Regions from separate parts of the Homo sapiens genome. Here all the other regions are linked to region 3. Evidence: chromatin loops called from intact Hi-C (ENCODE). Cell type or tissue: dorsolateral prefrontal cortex. All regions are shown on one strand. Region 1 overlaps COPB2-DT (COPB2 divergent transcript). Region 2 overlaps NMNAT3 (nicotinamide nucleotide adenylyltransferase 3). Region 3 overlaps COPB2-DT (COPB2 divergent transcript).

The links. A loop is a pair of places that touch in the nucleus more often than their neighbours do. Peaks named below come from ENCODE experiments on the same cell type or tissue, not always from the same donor. Only the 100,000 strongest peaks of a DNase experiment are listed, where the experiment ranks them.
Region 1: a loop joins it to region 3, with 6 times the contacts of the local background. A loop is called at or near these places in 6 of 110 quality-filtered maps.
Region 2: it touches region 3 in a loop (13-fold over the local background); 88 of 110 quality-filtered maps call a loop at or near these places.

What each region holds. Positions count from the first base shown.
Region 1 is chr3:139,503,844-139,511,843 of GRCh38, forward strand. All of the region lies in intron 3 of COPB2-DT (COPB2 divergent transcript), which reads left to right. Among named protein-coding and RNA genes, the nearest start is that of RBP2, 31 kb to the left of the region's middle. In dorsolateral prefrontal cortex, CTCF peaks have their summits at 3,135 and 3,339; a DNase peak (open chromatin) is centred at 3,154.
Region 2 is chr3:139,557,359-139,565,358 of GRCh38, forward strand. It overlaps NMNAT3 (nicotinamide nucleotide adenylyltransferase 3), which reads right to left. Exons shown (of 7, transcript NM_001401600.1): 7 at 2,833-4,034. The coding sequence ends at 3,652. The region is part of intron 3 of COPB2-DT (COPB2 divergent transcript); the gene reads left to right. Among named protein-coding and RNA genes, the nearest start is that of RBP1, 22 kb to the left of the region's middle. In dorsolateral prefrontal cortex, CTCF peaks have their summits at 4,926 and 5,125; a DNase peak (open chromatin) is centred at 4,932; H3K27ac peaks cover 2,197 bases.
Region 3 is chr3:139,422,963-139,430,962 of GRCh38, forward strand. COPB2-DT (COPB2 divergent transcript) reads left to right here. Exons shown (of 5, transcript NR_121609.1): 3 at 54-152. Among named protein-coding and RNA genes, the nearest start is that of COPB2-DT, 37 kb to the left of the region's middle. In dorsolateral prefrontal cortex, CTCF peaks have their summits at 4,774 (motif pointing right) and 4,973; no DNase peak of the experiment used is centred here; H3K27ac peaks cover 353 bases.

The DNA.
Region 1 (8,000 bases), 81 kb after region 3:
CCCCCCTCCCAAATGAATGAAGCAAAAAAAAATGTAGGAAACACAATGAGATATATAACACAATCTCATTTACATAAGTTAAAAATATAGTACCATGGAACAATGCACATCTTGTAAAAATATGCTAACATTAAAGTGGAGAGAATGAAAGAACAAAGACAAAAAGGAACAAAGTTATACACACACACACACACACACACACACACACACACACACACGAAACCTTGAAAGAAAAAATGCAGTAGTATCATTTGCCCCTTGAAGATTTAATTAAAAATTGCCTATGATACCATCTGGGCATGGTGCTTTTGTGGGAAAGGATATTTCCTTGATAACTTTCTTGATTTCATCTAAGGCAATTGGTCTCTTTAGATTTTCTGCCTATTCTAGGACCAGTTTTGGTGTTTCTTATTTTACTTGAAAATTTTCCATTTTTTGAGGAAATAATTGTATTTACTTTTATTTCCTCTGTATCAGTGGCTGTTTCCCCATTCTATTTTTAGTTTTATGTATTTGTGATTTCTTATTTTTTCTTAGTTTGGTTATTAGGTAGTAGTGTCTTTATTTTTAAATATCCAACTCTTAGATTTGTTTTATTTTTGTTTTCAGTGTCATTAATTTCTGCTTGTTGCTTTAGCAATTTCTTCCTCCTATTGTCCTTATGCTTATTATTATTATTATTGTTATTTTTTTTTTTGAGATGGAGTTTCGCTCTGTCCCCAGGCTGGAGTGCAGTGGCGCGATCTCGGCTCACTGCGAGCTCTGCCTCCCGGGATTCACGCCATTCTCCAGCCTCAGCCTCCTGAGTAGCTGGGACTACAAGCACCTGCCACCATGCCTGGCTAATTTTTTGTATTTTTAGTAGAGACGGGGTTTCACTGTGTTAGCTAGGATGGTCTGGATCTCCTGACCTCGTGATCCGCCTGCCTCAGCCTCCCAAAGTGCTGGGATTACAAGCATGAGCCACCGCGCCCAGCCGATTTATTCAAGTTTTCTATAGATTCTTTGTCAGATGCACAGTTTGCAAATATTTTTTCCTATTCTGTAGGTTGTGTGTTTACTCTGTTGATTGTTTTGTTTTGTTTTGCTGGGCAGAAGCTCTTTAGTTTAATTAGGTCCCAATTGTCAATTTTTGTTTTTGTTGCATTTGCTTTTGAAAATTTAGTCATAAATTCTTTGCCTGGACCAGTGCCCAGAAGTGTATTTCTATGTTTTATTCTCAGATTTTTGTAGTTTGAGGTCTTACATTTAAATCTTTAATCCATCTTGTGTTAATTTTTGTATATGATTAGAGATACGGATCCAGTTTCATTCTTCTGCATATGGTTAGGGAGTTTTCACAGAACCATTTATTGACTAGCGTATCTTTTCCCCATTGTTTATTTTTGCTGACTTTGTCAAAGATCAGTGGGTTGTAGGTGTGCAGTTTTATTTCAGGGTTCTGTATTCTGTTCCATTGGTTTATGTGTCTATTTCTGCACTAGTACCAGCTAGCATTTAGTATTATCAGTATTTTTAATTTTTGCCATTCTAACAAGTATTTAGTGGTATGTCACTGTGGTTTTAATGTGGATTTTCTTAATGTCTAATTGTGTTAAACATCTTTTAATGTGTTTGTTTACTATCTCTGTTTCTTCACTGGTGGAATGTCCACTCAAGTCTTTTGCCCATTTTCTTATTGGATTTTTTTTTTATTTAACTGGTGAGTTTAGAGAGTTCCATATTGTTTTAGATATGAGTCCTTTGTCAAATATGTAATTTGCAAATATTTTTCCCATGTAGTTTTAATATTATCACCAATTTCTAACCATTTTGCTATTTAAATTTTGATTTACAGTTTAATTCAAAGGTTTTTAAGGGAGTAAGTAGAATACAAAAAGAATAAAATTTATTAATGATATAATGTTAGCCAGCAGTGGTTATCTAGGGCAAAGGGAAAGTCATCTTGCTTAGGTAGGGCTTTTAGCTGAGTCTTGAAGAATAGGCAGGGCTTGGGGGGAAAAATCTGTGGTTGATTACAGCAACCTTGAGGGTTTATTAATCAGGGGCTATAAAATAATGAGAGTCCCAAAGTGCAAAAGAGCAGAGATTTTCTGAAGACATATCCAAGCATTATCTTCATACCCCAGATTAGGTGATGCAATGCCCACCTCATCTGAAGAACAGCACCCTCTCAGAGGTGGCCTCTTTTGTGGGCCAAAGGTCCCCACCTATGGCTACGTGGCAGGAAGATTTCTTAACACGGTCTGGAGGTCTTCATAGAAGGGCCATAAATGTAAGCATGATCAAGGTTGGGCTGATAAACACACTGTGTGAAGTTCAGGCTATTAATTAACTTATTGCACAGTTTTGTACCCAGTAACTTAGAGAACTCAGGGAGCAGCAGAGAGGGAGAGGTGAACAGCATGAGACTAGGTCCTGCCTGGCTAGAGAAAGTCTAATGGAGGCCCTGTGGTCATCAAATGGGTCAGTAAGAAAGAGTTCCTTGATATGCAACCTGACTTGGCCCCTGTCTGCCAAGATTTCAGCAGAACCAAACCAACTGAAATTGAGTAAACTTAGTTAGAAAAGAGTGACTCAAGGAGGGCTTCTTGGAGGAAGCACTTTTTGAGCAAGTTCGTAAGAATTGCTAGAAAGGGAAGGATCAGGCATTTTTCAGGAGAAAATGGGAAGGAAAATAATGTCGTGCAGGAGCCATCACATTCACTTCAGGAGACAAGCCTAGCTCAAACAGAAAGAGAGTGTTCAGATTTTCAGAAAAGGGACTTCAGGGGGCTTTAAACACCAAAATGAGCAGGGCAGATGCTACATGACAGGAATTAAGGTGCTACTGTGGGCACTGGAAGTTCCCTGAAACTAACTCCCCTGCCACTTCTCACAGTGTCTGAGACATCACAGAGGGTCTAAGAGCACTTTTTTGGATTAAGGCCTTGCTCCCTTAAGGTTCTTCTTTTAGAAGCAGAAAGATACTTCTTCCTTCTGGTAATGCCCCCACACAATGGACCAGCCTACAGCGCTACACCTGGGGTTGTGTATCTGTGCTTGCTAGAAATATCCCCTTAGCTTTGGAAGTATTTAACCCCCTTGCAGGGAGTCTTTCTAGATTCCTGCATCTCACACTGCCCTCTAGATGCCAGCAAGCTCCTGGAGCACTGGCCCTCTGGAGTACTCATTCAGTCCCTTGTCCTGATGTGACATTTCCTGAGTGAATGGCCAGTCATGGTTTCAGCACTGAGCCAGTGGTCAACACACATTTACCGAGGAATGAAAGACTTCAGGGAGATATCTCAATCCCCCAAGGCCATTTTGAAATTGTTATCTGATATTGCTCTCATTTATTTATTTTATTTCATTGGGGTTATTGCTCTTGTTGTAGTTGTTCTTGTTCTTGTTTGTCTTGGTGTTTTTGTTTCGTGGCTTATAATAACAGAAATTTATTCTCTCAGTTCAGGAGGCCAGAAGTAAGAAAAAAATCGAGATGTTGGCAGGGTTGGTTCCTTCTGCAGGTTCCAAGGGGAGAATCTGTTCAATGGTCCCTGCTATCTTCTAGTGGTTGCCAGCAACCCTTGGCATTCTTTGTCTTGTGAACACATCACTCCAGTTTTTGCCTCCATATTCACATTGCCTCCTTCTGTGTGTGTGTCTCTATCTCTTATAAAGAGAGACTCATTGGATTTAGGGACCACCATAATCCGGTATGATCTCATCTCAATCTCTACCTTAATCACATTTCCATTGAGTTAATTAAGTAATTAAGTTGATAGGAGAACTGGCATCTTATTCTATCCTTTAGTTTTGGACTCTTTAGGATTCAGAACAAGTTGAGGTTTGTTAGCTCTTTCCCCCACCTGCTACAGGGTCCCCTTTTTGTAGCTTCTTGGCACCCAGACTGTGCAATGTGTCCTCATGAGAAGGGAAGAGTCTTTGGCATCACAGAGACCCAGGTGCCAATCCCAGTGCTGCCTCTTAGTTCTGCCTACAAAACCCTGCAGAGTGGAAAGAAAGTCTTGCTGTGAACTGGTGTGCCAGACACATGGGGTTCACAAGACAGGGCACAGCAGTCCTTCCTGGTTCCAGAAACCAACCTGATTGTGTATCTGAGAGTTCCTTTATTAGTTATTGATTGCTTTGTAACAGATTACCCCAAGACTTAGTAGTTTGAAATAACACAAATATTTATTATTTTACAGTCCTCTGGGTCCAGAATTTAAGAGTAGCTTAGCTGGGCTGGAGAATCTTCTCTTAATGGTGGCTCACAGGCTGTGGGTGAGAAGTCTCAGTTGCTCTCCACATGTGCCTTTCCACAGGGCTGCTCGAATGTCCTCATGACCTAGTGGCTGGCTTCCTTCAGATCAAGTGGTCCAGAAGAGAGAGCAAGGAGAAAGCTATACCTCTTGTGACCTAGAGTTGGAAGTCACACACCATTACTTCTGCTGCCAGTCCACATTCAAGTGAAAGGAAATTAGTCTGCACCTTTTGAAGAAGCTGTGTCAAAGAATTTGCCAAAATATTTTAAAACCACCTCAGCTCTCTTCTCCTCTAGGTCTCTATCCTCCTTCTCCACTGCTTCATCTACTTAAGTCTTATCACCACTCTGCTCCCCTCACCTCCTATCTCCCACCTCCAGGGTCTAGGATCTGTTAGAATGGTGTGTTTGTGGTAGTGGGGTGGTGGGTGCCAGATTAGATCTTAGAAGTCCTAGGCAGCATTGGAGGGGGCTTTAGTTCCTTCTAGTTTTAAAACTTAAATGTACTTAAGTTTTAAAACTTAAGGGTGTGGTGACTCGCGCCTGTAATCCCAGCACTTTAGGAGGCCAAGGCGGGTGGATCACCTGAGGTCAGGAGTTTGAGACCAGCCTGATCAACATGGTGAAACCCCATCTCTACCAAAAATGCAAAAATACAAAAATACAAAAAAAAAAAATTAGCTGAGTGTAGTGGTGCAGGCCTGTAATCTCAGCTACTTGGGAGGCTGAGGCAGGAGAATTGCTTGAATCAGAGAGACAGGTTGCAGTGAGCTGAGATCATGCCATTGCACTCCAGCCTGGGCGACAAGAATGAAACTCTGTATCAAAAACAAACAAACAAACAAACAAACTTAAATGTCTACAGGAAAATTCTCTGGTTAACACTGAGACTACCTCCTGTTATATAACCTCAATGCTCACAAAAATCTCTTATTCTGTAGTTCAAATAAAAGATGAATGAGGAAAGAAAAAAATGGGTTAGGAAGAAAGAATATCTTATTTTGACATATATAAGTGCATACTTTTAACCAATTTTATTAACTTCTCAGAGATTCAATTTATTTATCAAGAAGATGGGGATAATAATATTTATCTCACAAGACTGTTATGTTAGGACTATTTTAGTTGCAAATAATAGAACCCCAACTCATACTAGTTAAGGGTTGGGTTTGCTTATTGACTTATAAGTAAAAAGTACAGGGTTAGGACTGACTTCAGGAAGGACTGACTCCTGCTGCTTAAATAAGGAAGCACCTCTTCATCTCTTGTGCCCTGCTGTCCTCCATGTTGGCCTCAGGAACAGAGGTGCAACAAGCAAATTGGCAGTGGTCCACTACACTCATGGTGAAGATCGAAGGATATAAAGGAAATAAACTGCCCTGCACTTTTGATGGGAATTTTTTTCTGGATTCTTCTGCTTTCCCATCTCTCTCTCTCTCTATATGTGATCATTCAATAAGTCCTTTGGATTCTCCCTTAGCATTGCTGCTTGCAAACACCCCTCCTCTCCATTCCACTGCCTTGATGTGGCCTCCTACCGCCACTCCTGGACTACTGGGGCACCTGAACCTGAATCTGGCTCCAGATGATCCATTATTCCCACACACCTCTGAACAGCCCCTTGGCTACAGAGGTCCATGTGGATGGTTTATGCCAGAGAAAGCTGGCTGCAGATGGGTGGTAGAGCAAGCTAGCTGAGATGGAGTGGAGATGTATTGTAGTCATGGTGCTGGCACCACATTTCCCAGTGCAGCCCTAGAAACCAGAGCACCTGTGAGCTGAGGGAGACCAGATGGCCAGAGTGCACTGCAGCTTCTCAGCTTCCACTCACAAGCAGCTTCACCCTCCATCTTCCCTTCCAGGAGAAGTGATTGCTTTCCGTACTTTGATCTACAGTGGAAAGTGCCTGCCTAACCCTGCCAACCAGCTCTGCAAGGGGATTCACAGTGAAGCCAGATGGAGTTTGATTTTGTTCAGGCTTATTTATTTTAAATTTTATTTATTTTAATTTGCTTTTAAAAAAGTTTTTAATCATGAAATATTTCAAACATCTATAGAAGCAGCCAAGATAGTTGAATGAATTCCATATACCCATCACCCAGCTTCAAAATTTATCAACTCATGGCAAGTCTCATTTCAACTCCATTCCTGCTATTATTTTCCTCCTCAGTTATCTTGAAACAAATCCCAGACATTATGCCCTTTTACCCATAAATATTTTAGCATATATTTCTAAAAGAGAACTTTTAACATACATGACCTTAATGCCATTGTCACACCTGAAAATTTAGCAGTACAGTATTTTTGGTAATATCAAATATCCAATCAGTTTACAAATTTCCCTAATTACCTTTTTAAAGTTTATTTTGTTTTTACAGTTTATTTGTTCAAATTAGCCTTCAAATACAGGCCATGTAGTACAATGGATTGATATGTCTCCTGAATCTCCTTTAGTCTGTGGGTTCCTTCTTGGTTTCTTTTTTGTTCCTTGCAATTTATTTCAAGAAGAAACCAGTCTTCTGTAGAATTTCTCTCAGTCTACATTTTACTGATTGCATCCCTATAATGTCCTTTAATTTGTCCCTCTATCTCTGCATTTTCTGTAAATTTGTAGCTAGATCCAAAGTCTTGATCAGGTTCAGAGTTGACCTCTTGGCAGACCACGTCATAGGTGCTGTGTTGTAGGAGGCACAAGCACCTCCTGGTTGCCTCTCTATTTTATGATATCACTGCCTTGATTCATTCATTCATTAGGAGGTATTAGCTTTTTCTTAATTATAAAGAGAATATATTCTCATTTTAAAATGACTTAAATCATATAACATGATATAAAATGAAAAGTAAAAGTCAAGTGTCATGCTTTTCCTCCTGGCCCTCTAAGTTCCACACTTCAGAGCTAAACATGTTTACAAGTGATCATGTATTTGAAGTAATTTAAAAAATTGAGTTGGGCTTGGTGGCTCACTCCTGTAATCCCAGCACTTTGGGAGGCTGAGGCGGGCAGATCACGAGACCAGGAGTTCAAGACCAGCCTGGCCAATATGGTGAAACCCTGTCTCTACTAAAAATATAAAAAATAGCCAGGTGTGGTGGCAGGCGCCTCTAGTCCCAGCTACTTCAGAGCCTGAGGCACCGGAATTGCTTGAACCTGGGAGGCAGAGGTTGCAGTGAGCCGAGATTGTACCATTGCACTCCAGCCTGGGTGACAGAGTGAGACTCCATCTCAAAAAAAAAAAAATTGATATAATTACTTCAAGAAGGTGAGAGGGTATGTATGGCAGAGATATGCTAAGTGTAGCCTCCCCACCCCACAAACTCACATGATTATGTATAAAACAAAGCTATTATATGTATAAGACTCATATAATAAAAGTATAAGTGTATATTATATATAATATTATATTTATATAAACATTATAGAAAAAAATAGCAATACAAGACAACCATCTTGGGAAATCTCAAGAGGTACGTGATAATTACCAAATTAGTGGCTATTTTAGAAAATATTCTTATAGTTTAAAGTAACAAAATTCTACTGGCTTAAGCCTGAAAGAGAAATGTGATATGAAGCTACAGGAATAAGTCTTAAGGTCTTCCAGTGGGAAGTGTCACTTGGCCTGACAAAGGATTATTGTGTCCACAATCTAAAAAGCCACCAGGAACATGGAAACTTCCATTGCAGGCTTCTCTCTGCATATTTGCTTTATTTTTCTCTCTGCAGACCAGCTTTTTCTGCCTTGGTATACACAGGTCA
Region 2 (8,000 bases), 130 kb after region 3:
CCAGCTCCACAGGCAGACCCTTCTACAGAGCAACATCAGGCCTGCTGTGTTCCCGTCTCCCGCACATGTCTAGTCAAATCTTTTGGTCATTTTTTAATTGAGTTGTTAGTCTTCTTATTTTTGTCATCAGAGTTCTTTAGATATCCTGAATTTAAATTGTTTATTAGATATACATTTTGCAATTTTTTCCCCAGTCTGTGGCTTATCTTTTCATTTTCTTAATGTCCCTCAGAAGGAGTTTGGGAAGGGAAGTAATATGACCAGATTTGCACACACATACAGCTGCCCTACCTGCTATGTGGAGAATGGACTGGAGGGGTCAGGACTGGATTGGGGCATCCTGTTAGGAGGCTGTTGGGTGATCCAAGTGAGAGATGATGGCAGTTTGGATGGAGAAGCAACAGAAGGGATGGAGAAAAGCAGCTCCATACAGCGGGTGTATAGAAGGTAGGACTGAGAGGGCACGCACTCCACACATTATAGATTTTCAACAGGGGAACAGAAAGGAGGCCTCCCCAAACTCATGCACAGAACACATTATTATTATTCTTTCTAGTAGTGAAACTCCATTCATTTGTGGGATTTACATATTTGATAATTTGGAAATGTAGGACAAGATGAATTTGAAGATTCCCTCTAGTCCTCACAGTCTGTGGTGCCATGAACAATCCTCTATGAGGTTATTTCAACAATACTAAAATACTCTGAGGCGTGTGCCTAGATGCATTATTACAGATTGTTTATTAGTCACACATGTATATCTATAATGCCAATTTTTGATCCAGGAAAATAACTTCATGACTGAAACTGAACACAATCTGTGCATGAAGATCCTTGCAGAAAGGGAGGGCAGAAATACTGTTAGCCTAGAAAGTGTGAGGATGGGGATAAGGAAATTCATATTCATGTATTAACCCAATTACCAAATGTACCTTGCAAATCTGGAGCGCTGTTGGTTTAACATGGGATTTCACATCATTCCGTCCCAAGTGACACAGACAGTATTATAAATGAAAAATCCTTTCCTCAGGCTAGGATACAGAGCTCCTCTCATTTGGGCACTACATGCTATCACAGGAGAACCTTTATTTAAGGCTGGAAATTCTATTTACTCAGGAGCCCAAACCACTGTTTTTCTGTTCTTGCAAAATAAACAAAACACCCTGGCAAAGCAGATGCAGAAAAGACCCGAGGGAACGGAAAGGAATGTGGAATCAGGTATGCAGGTCAGTGTTAACACAATAAGTCAGGAGCACAGCAGTGATACATATTTCTCTTCTGATGCTAAAAAAAGGAGGCTACATGAATCAATGAGATAAAGTGAGAGTACAGAAATTAAGACATATAATGTTTTATTTATATATGTATTTAATGAAGTAGGTTTTGTTGTTTTATTTTAGAAAGAGACAACATAAAGGCTCAGAAATGGATGTTTTGCCTGGTAGGGGCTGCATGATGCACACATGGATCAGGGAGATGATGACATCACCTCCAGACTGGTTGGACTTGGTGCCCTGAGCCTATGGAAAGCCTGGACAGGGGCATGGGGGCTTCAGACACCTGCTGTCAGGTGCATGATGCAATAAGGTACCCCTTCTCCAGGAAGTGATGATGAATCCAGCTCAGCATGCTGCACATTTTGGCCTCTTCTTCCTCAAGGCCTTTGCATGTGATGTTCCCTCTTCCTGAAAGCCAGCTGCCTCCACCCATCCCCAGATCTTGTGAACTCACCCTTCAGGTCTCAAATACATTGTCACTTCCCTTCTGTCTACACTGTCATCAGGGCAAATGGCAAATCCATTTTGTAGAGTCAAAACCTTGTATAATTTTGAAGGCCCTTTTCCAGAAATAAGAATAAAAATTATTGATTTGAAATTAGAGATCCATATAATTAGGGCCCTTTCTGGGACCCTGGAAACAAAGATTCTCTGCCCCTGGGGAGCTTCCAGTCTGGCTAGACATGCACTGGATCCAAAGAAGGCTGGGTAGGCTGAAGTCAGAGGCACTCAGAGTCTTAGAAAACCAGAACTAGAAGATAATTTAGAGGTGTCTGATTAAACCTCCCATTTTAGAGGCAGGGAAATGGAGGCTCACAGTGGGGGAAGGGAGTTAGTCAAAGTCACACAGCTTGCTGTGGCAGCTTTTGGACAAGGCTGTCTGATTCCTATCCCCCTGGATTCTCAGGGTCCTTAGGGACCTCTTGGAGTGCAGAGTTCATTTAGGGTGAGGAATGGCTGGCAGCTTCAGCGGTTGCAGGGATCAAAATCTGCTCCCCACCCTGACCTTGCTGGATCCAGAAAATCCTGATTTCCTACTTCACTTCATGACACATATGCAAACACTGAGATGTTTTGCGGGGGGGGAGAAAATAGATTCTTCCTAACGGGCCCTTTGTTTTTCTGCATGACTAAACCTGTAGCAAGGATGAACCAGAGTAAAACCATGGAGACGTAAATTCTGAATGCATTCAGTCATGTGGTCAGCAAGTATAATGAGTAAACCCAAACATAATTAGGCCAATCAAAACCTTTCCCTAATTTGGTAACGGAATGACAAATCCTACATGCACATGAGGCCCCTGTTCTAATATTTCAGAGACCTACCTGAAAAGAGCTATCGGCCCAGTGGTTTCTTTTAGAAGGCCGTTTGTGTGGCACCAAAAAGCAATTGCTTCCTCCATTCCTACTACCTGGAAACACAAACTTTTAAATTCATGCCAGTTCAATTGGAACAGTAGCAAATTTCATGAAGCAGCTAAAAAGAAGAGCAACAGCTGGTACATCAGGCATTAATAATATAACAAAGGAAGAAAAAAGAGAAATTTTTCATTAGTACTTTTTGATGTCAATTTATTATTTATCCCTTTGCCAGTATTCAAACAGACAGGCAGTCATAAAACATTAAAAAAGATCCTTTAAAACGGTCAGGCATCTGTTTTACCTCAGTTCCTTTTTAGAAACCTGGAAATCAGGAGCCCCGGCTTTTATGCTATAGCAAGTTTGACACTTGCTGTATCAAAAATATTGCTTGAGGATCACTACGTAGAAAGAGTTTTGTTTAAATTTTATGAAAAGCTGGTTAGGCAGGCAGACAATGGTTTCTAAGGCAAGATCCAGTGTAAATCAGCAATGTGCTGTTTCCAACTGTTTGACTCCTCAGTTCATATTCTGAAACCAGGGCGTTGACAAAACCCACTGTTCAGTAATTAGCATCCTGTCAAATCTTTCCAATCAAGACTAGCATGCTGCACCTGGTCCTAGTTAAAAAACACATTGTGGGCAATTCTGATCTGACCCTCAGGGGCCGCTGCCATGCTCAGAACTGCATTCAGCGTGCATGCCATAATTACCATCCACACAAAATAAGTAGACCTCCTTGTCCAGCAGCTCTGAGAGATTCTGCCTAATCCTAATGACCTGCCACACCATTTTAACTTCTTTGATAAATGTCTATCCTTGTGATTTAGACCTTTCCTCTCCTGTAAAGAAGGTATCTCTTCCTGGGACAGAAGACTCCTCAGAAGTAGAATCACTGTAGAAATAAAGCAAATGAAAAATGGAGAAGCAAAAACCAAAGTAAAACAGAAACCTTAACAGCCCTCTCCCCAGCAGGAGCTTGTTGGAGGAGGTGTGGGTGCTGAGTCCCCCCTCCCTAGCTTGTCTTGCCCTCAGTGCTCTGGGTGCTTTTGCCTTTCCAGGTACTGCCCTTGGTGTAGAGGCCATGGTCCTTGATGTACGTGATGACAGCATCGGGAATCAGGTACTTTACGCTCTGCCCTTGGCCCAAGGCTCGCCTGATGTATGTGGCACTGATCTCATTCTGCACAGGCTCCTTGGCCAGGTGAATGTTGTGCTGGTGCATCCGTAGGATGGGAGATTCTGCGATGTAACCTTTTGGGTCGTGACCTACTCGGCCCACGCACACCAAGCCAAACTTCTCCACTATTTCCTGGATGTGCGCATCCTTCCAGAGGTTGGGGGTCTGGAAGGTCTTCAAGACGTCTGCCCCACAGAGAAGCTTCAGCTCAGGCACAGCTGCAAAAACAAGGATGGACCCAGTAAAGTTAGAGAGAGGTCACTGCCAGGAAAGACAACATCATTGGAAAGTCTCACAAAATGCTTTTCTTGGATGTATCGAGAACTCAGTGTCTCCATGTTCATGACTTGAAAAGAAAAAGCATGTAAATGAATCTGCAGCCATTTCAGGGAATACAGTTGTAAGTAATGATTTAATCAATACACCTTTTGTTTAATATTGGAAAAGTGCCAAGGAATACGATTTTTTTTCTTTTCAGTGTTCTAACAGAAGTCTGTCTGTGGTTGCTTTGGACCAAGGCAGAGTGCTCTAAAGGTGGCTGTGCTGTACCCAGTACTGTGTCTTCTGATAGAAGGTAAGGTTCTGAAAGCTCTGAGACCAACAAGCCATGGGCCTTGGACAAGTCACTGCCTTATTTGAAATCCATTTCAGCCCTTGTGTTACTAGGAACTAGTACCTGGCACTTTTATATAACAATCTCACTATAAAGATTAATTATAAAGGCTCTTTGGATAAACAAAAGGTCTCTAAGACTCCAGCTGGTGGCCTTTTCATTGCAGTTTCCAATAAAACAAAGCTCTAGAACAATGCTTAATGTGGATAATCCTTTGGAATGTGTTCTAACAGAATGCTAATTGTGATAATGAAATAATACATAACATTTATTGGGAGATTACTGTGGGCACTACTACTAAGCTCTTTATGTGTATAATACCATATGCACCCCAGAACAATTTATGAGGTGAGTATTGTGCCCATTTTATGGAGGGGGCAACTGAGGCAGAGAGAGATAAGTGACTTGCCTGAGGTCACTCAGTTAGGCAGATAAGTCAGGTGTCAAACCCAGGCAGCCATCCTCCAGGTGTGGCATTTGTAACTGCTGGGTTCTGCTGCTGCCTGCTGGTGGAAATCTGTACCTGCATTATACTGGAGAAGCCCTTCCTAGAGTTCCAGACTGATTTTCCTGGCACTATCCGTGTCCCTCTTGGTGAGCTAATCAGCAAAGGAAATCCAAGTCTATGCTAGAAACAAGCTGCAGGGTCTCTGATTCTTCCAGAAGCTGATCCCAGCTTCAGTAAATGGCAAAGACTGGGGTCCCAGAGTACTGGCCCCTGTCAGTCACCACAAAGTCTGAGTAAAGAGAGGCTCCAGGGCTACCATACTGGAGAAAAACTTGTGTAAATGGTCAGTTTAGGATCCTCTAAGGTGGAACCTTTAAAGGAATCCAAATGTGGACCAGAGAGATGAGTTCACACAAAAGCACTGGAGCAACTGTGGAATGGAAAGTGAGAGACTGGAGGTGTCATGGAGAAGTCTGAGTCCTGGCCTCAACTGGGCACAGGCTGCTGTGCGGCCAGAGCCAAGACCTTTCTCTGGGTATCAGTTTCCCCATCCATGAGATGATGAGCTCTAGACTCATTTAAAGCAACATATGCAATCACAGAAACACACTTTTCAAATGCTCTAGCGGCATAATACTGGTCTAGTAAACGATATTCAAACATTCCTTCATTCATGCATGTATGAACTCTTAGTGGTTACAAACTAAGACTCTAGAGCCAGACACCTTACACCCAAATTCTGGTTCTGACGTTCAATACCTCATGTGATCTCAACTTTAAAATGAGGATATTACCCTTCATTTATTCATTCATTCACTTATCCATTTACTCATTTATCTACCACTCTATTCATAGAAACACCCACTCAACATTTATGAATTGTCTCCCAGTGTCTGGCCTTTTTAAACCAATAAAACAGCATTTAACAATTATTCAGTAACTCACACTTTTCACTAATTTGGGCTGGTCCCATTGCTCACAACACATATGTATATTTGAACGGTTCTGCATCTGTGAAGTTTTACTCCAATTTCTTATCTATCCAACCAGTGTAGTATAAAGGAGAACAGTGTTTGGTCTTTCAAACAATTAGGTAGTTTTATGTGGTCTTCCTATGGGGGAGGTACTATGATGTGCATTTCATTCCAGGATTTGCTGGGACCTGGGACACACCCCCTCTCTTCCTACAGGTCAGAGAACAGAGAAGATACCACCTCCTTTTTCCAATAGATTTTTTTGTGGGGACAATTTCTGCATGTCAGTTTCAACATTGGGTACCGTTTGATTCATTAACAATGACAGCAAGGAATACTATTCACTTTGAGCCTTGCCTAGAAGGAACAAGGGCCCACACCTCCCCTGCCCCCCAAATCAAAGGCATGTCTGTGAGGCTGGTGGTGCCTGTTATTTCATGACGACAATACCATGTGATAGATCACTTCTCGGGCAACATGGGCCTCAGACTTCTAATTCCTGGCAGTCCTGTCTTCAGGGCTCACAAACGCATTCACACATCTCTTCCAAATCCATTTACAACACTGTTACAAAATTTTTAGACCGAGTGACTCTATCCAAGTCCTAAGTATGTAACTCCAGGGTGTAGTATAAAGAAATCAATACGATTTCTCCTAACAGTGATACAGATACATAAACAAATGGGATGTCCATAGGCATTCTGGGGGCAGTGTGCTCTACCTTTGAGTAGCTAAGGGCTTTGAAAGGTAGATAAAACTGAAATTTACATAGACTGTGAGGGAAGTGCCACTAGGATCTTTGAAAGTTTGGTTGTCCTAAGTCTGTGAGATCAAAGAACACCAATCTTGAGGTCAGTCAGCTCTGGGTTCAACTTTAAATCTGCTGGTACCCTCAGGAAAATTACTTAGCCTATGGGCCTGTTTCTTCAGCCATAAAATGGGGATAGTAAAGCTTTCTTTGGAAGTTATGGGAATTGAGTGATGGAGAGAATGCAATGTAAATTTCCTGTCTGGCGCAGCATGTGAACACTGCCACCAACAGTGATGTCTGTCATGGTACCTCACAGACACACTCAGAAATGTGGGACTTCTGGGTCTAAACAGGACATGAGAGATGAAGCATCTGACAGGCAGCACCTAAATTTACCATACAAGGCCACCTTGGAACATTCAGTATAAAACGGAAACAGATAAAGGGCCTGCTCTGTTGGGAGAGGGAATCCTCTGAATGTGGCTGAGCTGTGCTTGGTTCCATCAGCCATGGGTGGGCGCCACCTTCACAAAAGACAGACAGAGTCAGCTGTTAAAGAACTGAAGGCATCATCCATCCCAAAGTGTCACACCCAAGCAGCCCAGAATGTAGCAATCCATATGACTCTGGGTGAGCCCAAGGAGGCCTGCAAATCATAGAAGTGATGGGCAAAGCAAGGCTCTGGCAGCCAGAAATTGCCGAGCTCATCACGTAATTTGCAACCCCAGAGTATAACAGCACACCAATAAAATACGCAGCACACAAAATGGTCCTTTAGAAATATGTCACTAGTAACACACATGCCATCTCATCAAAAGCCAAACTTATGCTGAGAAAAATTCCACCTTCCTGTTTTTAATTGCTCTACATTTTACCCCAATTACAAACATCAAACTGTGTTCATTATGGAATGTATGGAAAATATGTAAGTATTTAAAGCAGAAATAACAACAACAATATTAATTCTGCTTTCTACAAAACACCATCAGTTTTTAGTGTATTTCCTTAGTCTTTTCTATTTAGACATGCTAACAGATGGGAAGTATAGTCATATTTTTATATACTTAAGATTATATGCAGTATTGTATCCTGATTTTTTTCCACTTCCTTCATAAGTGTTTCTCCACATCATCAAAACCTTTTATGTAGTTTCTTTATGCTATGTATACAGTATAATTTAGGTATACTTTCCTTTATATTTAAACATTGATATTGCTTTTACTTCCTGCCATTGTAAAAACTGTTGTGATAAACATCTTTCTGCATAAATCTTTGTCCCAATCTCTAATTATTTCCTTAGCCAGATTCCTAGAATGGGAATTTATCAAGCAAAGAGTGCAAAGATTTTTAAAGTCCCTGATATATTTTGGTAAACTGAAAAACATAGTTTTCTTTTTT
Region 3 (8,000 bases):
TGATTCAAGATGTTTTCAAATTTGTAAAATCAGTTTTTTACTTTCACTTCCAGGAACATGGAGGAGACATATTTCCACCTATTTCTCTCCATAAGTATAAAAGACCATAAAAGACCATCTAGGGACTTCAGAACCCAAATAATGACACAATGGTGAGTTCCCTGGGTTTTCTTTTTTGCACTGTATTTCCCAGACTTGGAGCTGAAGAAGTCAGCAACATAGAAACACCAATGGACACAAACAAACGTAGCCCAAATAAAAGCCTGTTCTCATTAACCAGTGGACCAGGAAAAGGCAGCCTAGCAAGGCAGAAAACTTTTAGACGATAACTGTAATAATTTCTGTACTCCAGCCAAGCACCAAAGGAAAAAAATGCTGCTCCACCCCACTTATGCCAACAAAGACCAAGTTATGAGCTTAAATGTCCACCCTCACCTAGCTGTGATGAACTGTCCCAACTCCCCTACTGGGGTGGTGCCAGAGAAGGCCAAGTAGAGAGTTGGGACTTTAATCTCCACTGGGTGATAACGAGACCCACCCTTCCACAGTGTCAGTGGAGACCATGTGGGAAGCCTGGACTTCTTCCCTAAACTATCAGTAATGAGGTGCTCCTCCATCATCCCAGTGGACTAGTATAGAGAAGGCCTAGCAGTAAGAAAGCCACCCTCTCAGCCACCTGCATGGCGTCAGCAGGGGCCATGTGGGGAATAGTAATAAGGTACTCCTACTCCTCCCAGCTAGGGAAGTCTCAGTAGAGAGGCCTTGTGGGAAGCTGGAACTTCTAATCCCACCTAGCAGTAGCAAAGAATCCCTTATCCTGTCAAGTGCCCATGGAGGATGAGCGGGGAACCTACTCCTGGCAAAAATGAGATGCCCTTCCACCCCTTACCACCTTGCTGGAGCAGTGTGTCAGAAGAAGTCAGCTAAAACAGAAGGTTCAGATAAGATAAAGATCATTTCAATAGAAACGATCAGGTTTCTGTTGAAAATCACTTGTCACATCAAGAACCAGGAAGATTTAAAATTGAATGAAAAAGACAGTCAATAGATGTCAATACCATGATGCCAGAAATTTTAGAATTATATGACAAAGATTTTATAACAGCCATCATAAGTGTTTCAATGAGCCATTAATGAACATACTTGAAACAAAAGTTAAAAGTCTTAGAAAAGTAAAAAGAAAGTATCAGCAAAGAAATAAAAGATATAAAGAAGAACCAAATGGAAATTTTAGAACTGAAAAATACAATAATGACACAATATGTGCTTTCCCGCTATGATCAGGAACGAGACAAGGATCTCCACTCTCATCACTCTTATTCAACACAGTGATAGGCGTTTTAACCCAAGCAAAAAAGCAATAAAAGGAAATAGAAAGCATACATATTAGAGAGGAGAAATAAAGCTGTCCCTGTTTGCAAATGACATGGTAGTCTATACAGCAAATCCCAAGTAATCTACATAAAAACTAATAAGTGAGTTTAGCAAACTTGTAGGATACAAGATGAACATACGAAAATGAATTTATTGCTATGTACTAGCAATGAACATGTGGCTACTGAAAAATTGCAAAATAGTACAGAGTTTTTATATATTTTTCACCTATACTATCACAATTGTTAACATCTTGTGTAAACATAGAACAATGATCAGAACTGGGAAATTAACATTGGCACAATACCATTAACCAAGGCTGGAGTGCAGTCGCGTGATCTTGGCTCACTGCAACCTCCGCCTCCAGGTTCAAGTGATTCTCCTGTCTCAGCTTCCCGAGTAGTCGGGGCTATAGGCATGTGCTATCATGCCTGGCTAAATTTTGTGTATTTAGTAGAGATGGGGTTTTGCCATGTTGGCCAGGCTGGTCTCAAACTCCTGACCTCAGGTGATCCGCCCCCCTCGGTCTCCCAAAGTGTTGGGATTACAGGCATGAGCTACCGTAGCGCCTGGCCTCCACTAATGTATTTTTTTTTTTTTTTTGGTTTTTGTTGTTCCAGGATACTATTCAACATACCACATTGTATTTGATTGTCATTTCTCCCTGTTCTCTGACAGTCTCCAATTGTTCCTGGGTCTTTCTTTGTCTTTTGTATGATCTTGACACCTCCAGAGATCAGTTATTTTATTGTATGTTCCTTATTATGAACCTGCCTAGGGCATTCTCCTGATTGGACTGAACTCTTGCACGAAGAAGCTTTCTGAAAGCTTCCAACTTCTGAAATTCAGAAAGAATTCCTAGAGAAAGGAGGGGTGGGGAAGGAAAGTCAAGCTACTGCTGGTCCTGAAGAGGAGTCTTCTCCTTTTGAGTTTTTAGATATATCCCTGGGGAAAAGACCACAGAAGCACCAAATAGATTTGTGGAGCCCAAGAGCTAAAGGCCCATGTGCCTTTTTCCTGCATAAAGGCCCAGGAGGGCTAGAATTACCCAGAGAGGGATGGAAGTGGCTGTGAGGGGTGTATGAGGGAGTAGAGAAGGCACCATATGTGGCACGGCAGGGCATGGCAGAGTAATTTTTTGTGTGCCAGGGACTGGGCACAGAAGCCACTAAGAAAGCTTGAGAGCTGGGAACAAGGAACATCTCCACAGTGAACTCCCTAACAGATAGCTCAGGGGATCTCTCAGCTAGTGTGGACAGGAAACATCAAGGACATTACATAAGCTCCCCCTCATTCCGCCCCAGAATCTAGATGTAATCAAGAGGACAGAGAGATGCTCCAAATTTGCTTCCCACCTACCAGAATAGGGACTCTGCTCTGTATTAACCTATAAATAAAGTATGTTGCTTGTGCTCTTGAGCTATCATCTGGGATTCATACCTCCTAATAAATGCCACTGAATATTATGAATAAAGGTATATGTGCACAGGAGTGTGTGCATGAGTATGAGTGTGTATGTTTGTTCCAAGCAGAGATAGCAGCATTTTCCAAGGTCTGGAGATAAAATGAGAATGTGCATGTGGAGAACTACAAACCATTCATGGGAAAGTACACAAATGGGCTGTTTTTTCAGGTCGGGTTCCCAATGATACCGTCTTTTTTCTATTACACAGTGACGTGTGTAAGGCACCAAATCATGATGCTAGGAAAAACATCTTGATATGTAATGCCATACCCACCATCTAGGTAATGGTACTGCATATCTTTGGTCCTTCCGCATGTGCCAGAGGGTGTGCTGCCATTAACCATGAAAGGAACCCTTCAGCATGTTTATGAGTGTGGATGAGAGGTATTGCCCCTTTTTCCTCCAGATGGTGAGCAGGTTGAAATGACAGCTCAGCCACTCCACCACTAATAAAACTTCCTGACACTCTGTAGTCCTTTATGGACTATGACTCAGTTCAAATTGCTAGACTTACGGAATGTAGAATTTTAGGCCAAAGAGGTTCTGAGTGGGGCCAATTGCCTAAAGGTACAGATGGTGAGACTGAGGTGTAAAGAGGCAACGATGCCTTGCCTAAGTGTCCTCAGCAGGCCTGTGACTGAGTCTCTGGGGCTCCAGGTCCCCAGCCCAGTGTTTTCTGGCTACTTCACCGTGTTTCATGGCTCTCTGGAGTAGCCTCCTTTCAGGAAAGCACTACCTGCCCCTTTCGCTCACTCAACTTTCAAAACCCAGCTCAAATACCCGCTGAATTGACCTTCCCCATGGTAATTCTTATTTATTTGGCAATTAAATAAGTGTTGTCTAATGCCCTATCTTCTAAGGTTATTCTGTCACCTTAAATATTTTTTTTTCAAAAAAGACTTAAATTTTAAAGTCTTTATTATCTTTATTATCTTATTCAATAAAACTATTAAATTTTTGAGGATAGGCATCATAATTTGTGTGTGTGTGTGTGTGTGTGTGTGTTCCCTCAACAGTACCAAGCACAGTGTCTTTTACTAGTAGGTTGCCTCTAGCAGGTAAATAATAAATATTAGTTGATTTGATACTGCTAGCACAAGTTCATTGCCGTGTGAAATGTGATGCAGAGGCAGTATAAAGTTAATAACATGGACTCAGGAATCAGCAGGCCTGGTTTTGACAAGTTGTGTGACTTTGGAAAAGTTGCTCAAGTTCTGAGCCTCAGTTTTCTCATCAGTGATGTGGGTTAATGACACTAATCTCTTACAGGATTGACAAGAGGATCACATGGGATTATATATACACATTTATATGTATATATAGCTATCTGTATATTACTAGATATAGTTATTATTATAGTAATATAGTAATAATTACTGTATTATATATTATAGTAATAACTATAACTATGTATAGTAATATATAGATATAGCATATGAAACCCACACATATATATGGCCACAGCTATAATCCTTCAGTTGATGGCAGCTATTACTACTATTAACGTCATGAGTTGGAAATCAGGCCAATTAACTCCATCCATTGAGTTCTATAGGCTCAAACTAAATCTTCAACAAATATAGTCATCTCAACACCTGCAGAAGGGTTAGAGAGTCCAGGCAAAATCATGTGGGTAGGCACCCATGCAAATTCTCACCCACTGTTATTCCACCATACTCCCACACTCATAAAACAGTAGCATATAACACGGGTGCCACGTACCATGGTGATGTGTATTTGATACACAAAAATTATGTGAATTATGCATGTGTGTACATATGTGTATGTGCACACATTTGCAGGATAGTACTCTCCAAAAACAAAAACAAAAACAAACAAAACAAAACTCTTCCACCCCAGCCAACTCAAACAAGTAGTCCTCTTGCCCAATAGTTGTTAGCCATATTCTCTCCTTGCATAAATATAACCACTAGGAGGCGCCTTAATCCTTCTCTTTAGCAGCCTTTCTGCTCGTTAACACCAGGGAGTCAGATCTGAAAGTCTTTAAGTGAATCTTTCTCAACCCACTGCAGAGTGTGCAAATCATTTCCTCAGCTGATTCAGATGTATTTTGATGTGCTGGGAAACCTGAACATTCTCTCACGCTGTGGAGATTAATTACCTTGAAATATTCATTGGATTAAATGTATTTAAACATGTACTGTTTAAAGCTCAGTGCTGCAAAATGCCATCCTCAAGATATATATTACGGGCATTAAATAATTAACTTTAGTGTGTGAGAGGAGAGGGGGAGGGAGAGGAAGAGGGAAGGTGGGGGGAGAGGAGAGAGAGAGAGAGAGAGAGAGAGAGAGAGAGAGAGAGAGAGAGAGAGGGAGAGAGAAACACATGCTTATTTAGTGCTAGGCCAGTGGTGAGACTGAGAGCAACCAAATCTAAAGCTTTCCATAAATCAGCTAAATCCTGGCTTCACCTGTTACTAGAACTATGTGACCTTGGGCAAAATACTTCATCTCTCTAAGCCTCCTCTGTAAAATGAGAATGACAGTATCTCAGAAGCATGAATTTTAGATACTAATACAGGGAAAGCACTGGGTATCCTGCTTAAGACATAGTAGCACTCACACAAAGCAAGACTCGGCTTCCTCTTCCTCTTCCTCTTCTTCTTCTCTCCTTTAGACCTAGATACGAGGACTTGATCTTGGCTTTGCCATTCTCCTTCCTTCTCTGTGCCAAAGTGTTGTCGCTCAGCTCTGGGAACAGCAGCAGTCCATGCGTGTGAGGTGTACTGTCTCTAGAGACAAACTACCCAGGCCCATGGCCCAACTCCATCCAGCACGTACCAGCTGTGCGACCCTCAGCGCCTCAGCTCCTTTATCTGCAAAAGGGGATAATAACAGTACCTTGCCCCACAGGGCTGCCGTGAGGGTCTAAGGAGTTACCATACATATAAATTCATGAGAACAGTACCTGCCACATAACCAGTGCTTTCCAGGGGTTGGCTATTATTATTTTAGGTTCAATTCAGTTTTCATGTGTATTCAACTCCTCAAACTGTATTTCTCCTCGTGCACCATCCTACTTGTCTCAGTGTCACGCTTAGTTCTTAAATCTTTCAGCAGCTGTATGCTCTAAGCTTTAGCCTCCCCTCTTTCACTTACCCAAATTTACCTCTTCTTAGGATCCTGGTTTATGGCCTCTGTAGGAATTGAAGCAAACCAACTCATCTTAACATTGTACTAAGAGGCTACAGCTGAATATAAGCTCTAGTGGGGCAGAGGTGCTGTCTGCCTTATCCACTACCTATCCCTAGTACCTAGTAGGTCCCTGAACATAGAAAGTGCTCAATAAATACATTACGTGACTCTCTGGACTTTCAGAAACACAAAATATTCGTTGAAAGTAATGGATTACCTGAGGTCAGGAGTTCGAGACCAGCCTAGCCAACATAATGAAACCCTGTCTCTACTAAAAATACAAAAATTAGCCGGGCGTAGTGGCAGACGCCTGTAATACTAGCTACTCAGGGGGCTGAGGCAGGAGAATTGCTTGAACCTGGGAGGCGGAGGTTGCAGTGAGCGGAGATCACGCCATTGCACTCCAGTCTGGGAGGCAGAGTGAGACTCTGTCTCCAAAAAAAAAAAAAAAGAAAAAGAAAGTAATGTGTTTTGAATGGTGGGATTTCAGGCGTCTTGACAGGCTGCTGGAGGGGAAAACATTGAAGGTAGGGGACTTTCATCTGTGTCCTTCAGACCACAGTGGCTAGGAGACCTTCAACTTTACTTACACATGTGGCTATTTTTTTTTTAACTTTTTCTTTTGAAACAAATTTTGACTTACAGAAAAGGTGCAAAAAATGTACAGTGAGTACTCATATATGCATTGCTTGGCTTCCCTAAATGTTAAAGGAACATCTTAAATAACCATAATACAGTGATCAAAACCATGAAATTAACATGGGTACTATTAGTGATGTTATGAGTGTTATTAATTACTATTAATCAAGCAACAGGCCTAATGTGAATTTCACCAGTTCTTTCATTGATTGGATCTCACATCGCATTCAGTTGCCATGTCTCCTTGGTCTCCTCTAATCTGTGACATTTCCTCAGTCTTTCCAGTCTTTCCTTGTCTTTTGTGACCCTGCCACTTTTAAATAAGGCAAGTCAGTTATATTGCAGAATAACTGTCAATCGGGGTTTGCTTGATGTTTTCTCACTATTGAATTGAGGTTATGCATTTTTGGCAGGCATACAACGGTGATATGACCTCAGTCTATGGATCAGGGAGTACATGATGTCAATAAGTCTTATTACTGGTGATAATTAACCTTGATCATTTGGTGAAGGCAGTATCTGCTGGCTTTCTTCACTGTAAAATTACCATTTTTCTCTTCATAATTAGTGAATATCTTGAAGGACGTATTTGACACTATGCAACTATTTTGTTTCTCCTCAAAATTTCTTATACTAATTTGAGCAGCCATTGGTAGATTTTTGCCTGTAATAATTATTACTGTGGTGTTTGCCTAATGGTGACTTTTAAAAATATTTTCCCATTTCATCTACATTTATTAATTGGAATTCTTCTGTAAGTAAGAACTATCCCTTCTTCCCAATTTATTTTTGGAATTTTTATTTTTATATCAGTAAGGAATCGTGGATATTTATTTTATGAATTATAATGCAATACTTTTCTTGTTTACTTATTTCTCAATTCATTCCGGTTTTGGCCAATGGGGTTGCCTTCAATTTTACTGTTGTGTTCTCTCATGGGCTCCTATCCTTTTTTGAGCCCTTCCCTAAGGCTGTATTTGCTAACCATGTACATCACCTGGGCCTGTCCCCCATTATGCATGGTGGGTTGGTGGGGAAGTCCAAGGAGGCAGACAACTGGTAGGCAGTGGTTGGGCTTTGAAGCCAGGTCTCCTGAATGCTTGTCCTGCTCTCTGCCAAGGCACCATTCTGCCTCTCCACACATCACAACTTTTATTTACCATGAAATTCACATAATTCCTCCCTGCTCTGCTTCCCTGGGCTCAGCCAGTCACTGACAGGCTAGGAGGCTAGGAAACAATGAGACACATCCAGAATATGGACTATTTACAAGAAAATAGCCCTGTACTGTTTAAAAAGTCAATGTCATAAAAACATAAAACAAAAGTAGTGAGGATGTTGTCAATTAAAAGAGGCTAAAGAGACAT